Linked DNA regions of Homo sapiens: region 1 is linked to region 2. Evidence: read pairs that join two places in POLR2A ChIA-PET (ENCODE). Cell type or tissue: MCF 10A. All regions are shown on one strand.

What was found. Peaks named below come from ENCODE experiments on the same cell type or tissue, not always from the same donor. Only the 100,000 strongest peaks of a DNase experiment are listed, where the experiment ranks them.
Region 1: POLR2A ChIA-PET joins it to region 2 with 6 read pairs; 1 of 35 experiments calls an interaction of 5 or more read pairs at or near these places.

What each region holds. Positions count from the first base shown.
Region 1 is chr6:44,488,932-44,491,431 of GRCh38, reverse strand. No RefSeq gene overlaps it. Among named protein-coding and RNA genes, the nearest start is that of MIR4642, 55 kb to the right of the region's middle. In MCF 10A, no CTCF peak of the experiment used is centred here; a DNase peak (open chromatin) is centred at 1,001.
Region 2 is chr6:45,435,688-45,438,187 of GRCh38, reverse strand. RUNX2 (RUNX family transcription factor 2) reads right to left here. Exons shown (of 9, transcript NM_001024630.4): 5 at 137-241. Among named protein-coding and RNA genes, the nearest start is that of SUPT3H, 59 kb to the right of the region's middle. In MCF 10A, no CTCF peak of the experiment used is centred here; a DNase peak (open chromatin) is centred at 1,217.

The DNA of each region.
Region 1 (2,500 bases), 950 kb after region 2:
CTTAGTGGCTTAAAACAAGCATTTATTTTGCTCATGATTTTGTGGGCCAGGAACTAGGAAAAAGCTTGGCTGGGTAATTTGTCTCTGCTCCATGTGACATTAGCTGGGGAGGCTGGGGTGAAGATTCTACTTCCAAAATGGCGCCCCCCACACACACACATGCAGCACCTGGGCGCTTCCTAGAATCTTAGTCTCTCTTTCTCTTTCTCCCTCCCCAGCCCCATCCCCTTCTCTACTGTCTCATCCTCTAGGGCTCCTCTATGTGGCTTGGGCTTCTCACAGCACGGTGGTCCTTGGATAGTCCCACCTCTTACATAGGGATGGCTGGCTTCCAGGTGGAAGTAGAAGCTGCCAGGCTGGTTAAGGGCTGTGCCCCAAACTGGCACCACATCACTTCTACCCTACTGTATTATTCAAAGCAGTCACAGGGCCTGGCCTGTTTCAAGAGGATGGAAAAATTACCTCTACTTCTTGATGGGAAAGTGGCAAGGTCACACTGCAGAAGGACATGTGAGATGAGGGATATTACTGTGGCCACTTTAGGAAAATACAATCTGGCACTGATGAAGTTAGCATTTTGTAAGATGGGGAAGACAGCAAGGGGTGGAAGAAGGGGAGATCAGAGCTCAGTTTTAGGCAGGTTGAGTCTAAGAAGCCCAAAGGTTACCTAACAGTGATGGAGAATGAGGTCCCAAACCTGCCTTCAGCTACCTACCAGCCCACCCACCCATCCGCGGGGCCTTTTTAGGACAATCAAGACCTCTGCAGTTGCCCTTTCAGTGGCTGAACTGTTTCAGAGAACGTTTATAGCTTTCTGCTGGGGAGGACAGGAGAATGGAAATAAAAGGGGAGATGAAGACAGCTTCCTCCCAGACAATGGCAGGCCATTTGTAGTTATCATAAACCCAGCTGCTGGCTCCATCCAAGGCCCCAGCACCAAGGTGTTGTGAGAAAGGCTCTGAGTCAATGAGAGGCAGCTGGTTGAAGCATTTCCCAGTTTTTCATATGACTCATAAATTTGTTACATGGTGAGGAAATTCCCTGAAAGCTTTTTGGCAGTCTCATCCAGTCTGACCAGTAGCTAAGAAACACATAACCTTCCAGTTAAGAAAAGGAAAGAAAACACATAAGGCTTTGACTCGGGGCTTAAATGGAGGGTCACTTTAAAAGCTTTCCTTCCACTGAGTTCACAACAGCTTTCTGGGAGAGATCAGGGATTTATTTGGAAGGTTTGTAGTTGCAACAGCCTCCAAGCTGGAGATAGATCATAGGGGTGTCTGTGTGTGTCTATGTGTATAGGCACACGCCTCGAAGACCAAGCCCCTGCCTGGGGCAGACAAAAAGAGACAGGCTCCCCTGGCAGGTCTTTCTCTGAGTGCTGAGAAACGCATGGCCTTCTCCCCAGACACACAGATGGTCAGGCCCACACCTAGCAAAGTCAGGGCCGGGATGCAGCAGAGCTGGGAAGTCAGCCCCATCTCTCCTGTCACTGCCACCGAACACTGTCCACCTTTGGGGCTCATGTGACAGAACAGAGGAGTACAGAAGCCACCGGTCCCTTTCCTCACAGCACAACTTTAGACAAACTGCCCACGGATTAGTTAGAAGCCAGGATGACGGTTACCTTTGAGGACAGTGGGACTAGTATCTAGGAGGGACACAGGGGCGTTTCTGGGGCACTGGTGACATTCTCTTTCTTGTTCTGGGCAGTGGTCAACAGACATGTTCACTTTGTACTAATCCATTGACGTGTTCACCAAATCTAGTGATTCTTTTTTCTTTTTCTTTCTTGTTTTTTGTTTTTGTTTTTTGAGACAGAGTCTCTCACTGTTGCCCAGGCTGTAGCGCAGTGGCATGATCATAGCTCACGACAGCCTCGACCTCCCAGACTCAAGCGATCCTCTTGTCTCAGCCTCCCAAGTAGTTAGGACCACAGGCATGCACCACCAAGCCTGGCTAATTTTTTAAAACATATTTTATAGAGACCGGGTCTCACTGTTGCCCAGACTGGTCTTAAACTCCTGGGTTCAAGCGATCCTCCCACCTTCGCCTCCCAAAGTGCTGGGATTACAGGTGTGAACCACCATACATGGTTCTCTTGTTCTTTTTTAGGCAAATTGCATGCTATTTAATATCTTGGCAGCATATGACTCTGTCAACCAATCTCTTCTCTCAGCTTGCAGGACATGGCTTTCTCTAGATGATGTGTTTACATTTCTATATGTGTGTGATACTTCAGTGAGCCTCAATTTGCTCATCTGTGAAATAGGGATGGTAGTAAACACCTCATGCGGGTGTGATAAGAATCAGAGACACAGATGGAAAGTGTCTGGGGCAATACCCCGACGTGGTAGACACTAGCACCGGCTGCAGCAACACATGACACCGCGTGTTTACATGTTGACCCCCTGTGATGTGACAAGATTGTCACAGTAAGCCATGGCTTCTTCCCTGCCCTCTCATCTACTCTTAACCATTATCCCCAGGGTCCTGCTAGTTA
Region 2 (2,500 bases):
AAAAAAAATATATGCAGATAGCAAAGTCCACAAAGACACTATGGACATGAAAGTGACACTAACTCATTTGGAATAAATTCCTCATAGGGTCTCTGGAAACTCTATTACTTTCTTCAATAAAAAGGGGAGTACTTACTTCTGGGTTCCCGAGGTCCATCTACTGTAACTTTAATTGCTCTGTGATAGGTAGCTACTTGGGGAGGATTTGTGAAGACGGTTATGGTCAAGGTGAAACTCTTGCCTGCAGATATAAAAGGGGAAAATATACAGTGAATATTAAAAAACAGTGTTGATGATTACACAGCAGCATAGATTTCCAAATTGCATTTAAGCATCTCTAAGGAGGCAATGAAACAAAGACAAGAGGCAGGACTCCTTCTTCTAAATTGGAAACCCTCCGATGACCACTTTAGGACATTTCCAAATTTGCTTAGAGTCAAGATCATCGTCCTCATTGTAGTGCTACACAGGAAGACTCCAATTCCAAAAAAGCTCCTCAGTAGCAACAGTTGTAATGAAAACAAAACCCTGGTCCACTTGAGGAAGGTTCTTTTTCTTTCAGTTTTCTCCAACATCAGGAACACATCCAAGCACAGACAATTTTAGAAGTCTTTATTTAGGGTTGGGTCATGACCTCACGAGAGAACAATAGTAAATCATTGTTGATTATGTTATTTACTTCACATAGCTTTAGCATTTCATTTGCTTAGCTGCACTACAATAAGAAGATAAAAGAGGAAAGTTCTTATGGGAATCATTTTAACAGGAGCCAGTGTCTCCTGTCCTGGCCGTAATGTGCCTGTGGTATGATGATTTCATCATTACTGGAACAAAGTTTTTCTCCTCCCTGTCCACCCCTCCCCTAACATACATCCTTGCTGTTAAATCTTGAAATAACCCCCTGACAGCGACTTACTTTTTGCTAAATGAACATGACATCTCTCAGTATAAACTCAAATTTTGCTTTTAGCAGAAGGTGTGCTTCATTGAAATATTACATCTGATGCTTCAAATTAATGAGCTAAAAGCGACGAATAAGAAGGGGAAAAGAGACAGGGAAAAGTTTGGTAGCATATTTGGATGTCTGTTTTCTCCAGAAGAAGATACCATTCTCTGTTGCACAGACTTACTAACAGTTGTAATCAGTTAGATTTGCAACGGTTAATCATGTCAGATAGTCAAAACTGCAAACTGTTACAAGACAGGAAGAGGTGGGCGTGAAACAGTGACTCAATAAAACATTCAGCAATCTCAGGCCAGAGTACTCATTCAGTCTGCTCCTGTAACAGACCTTTAAAAAGCTCATTTTGTTTTGCTTTGTTTTTTGGTCAGAGATTCTTTTTCCCTTACTGAAAACTGAGAGTATTAAACCAAAACACAAATCTTTGACAATATGTACCAATGCAAAGTTTAATGCAGTCTTTTCAAAGCTTAATATGGAACAGGTTATATACAAGGCTTAATGGAGAACAGGTCTTTGGCTGTCAAGTCTAGTGAATGGGTTTTCTTTTCAACCTAGACCATGTAAGTTCCTAAAATCTGTTTAAGACGCACATCATTTGTTACTGAGTATAAATAGTTTTAAGTCTCCTTGGCTATACTTTTCTATAGCCAAGGGGAAAAAAACAGGAAAGAAAAGACAGGAATGGGGTGGGTGCAGTTTGAATAGGGAAAGGTGAATAACAATTAGAAACGTATTAAGTGCCACTTCATACACATTATCTCAATTAATCCTCCCCGCTTAGATCTCTCACCCCCATTGCACAAATAAGGAGGCTGAAGCCTCAAGAGACTTAGTAATTTACCCAAGTTCATACAACTAATAAATGAAAAAATGAAGATCTGAACCTCATTTTTCAGACCCTAAAATTAATGCTCTTTTTTTTTTAAATATTCTGTCACTTGGCCACTTCCTTAAGTGGCTTGATCACTTGCCATTTAAAAAAATTAATAAGTAATTTATTTCTAGATGCGTCCCAATCAGCTCTATGTGCCCAAGAAACAGTAAACATAAATGGACTAATGCAATATCTCAGGATGATGAAAGCATCTATTTTTAAAGTGTCATTGATATATTTTATCCACTATATTGGCTATTACACGGATTTAAATAATTTATAATTGGTTAGCAAAGAGAGGCTTTATTATAAGCGTTAAGACTAACCAGAAGAATAAACCAGCCAGGAGTCTAAACTAGTTACAGAAAACTAAAAGCCTACAGAATTAGAAACCAGAAACTTGAATAGGAAGCCACTGGGTCCAAGTTAGAACCTCAAAACAATGGAAAGATCGCAAAAAGTAAAAGAGCTGAATCTCTAGATTGAAAGTTAATTTACACTAAAACATTTTAAAGTGCCATTTTGGGGTCAGATTAGTGGTCTATGGGCCCAGGATTGCCTTTCTAACAGTGGCTCCCATGGCTGTGTTTCAGAGTCAGTTTTCATCTATGGCACTCATCTTAATAAATCAAGGATATATACAGATCTCAGTTATCCTTAAT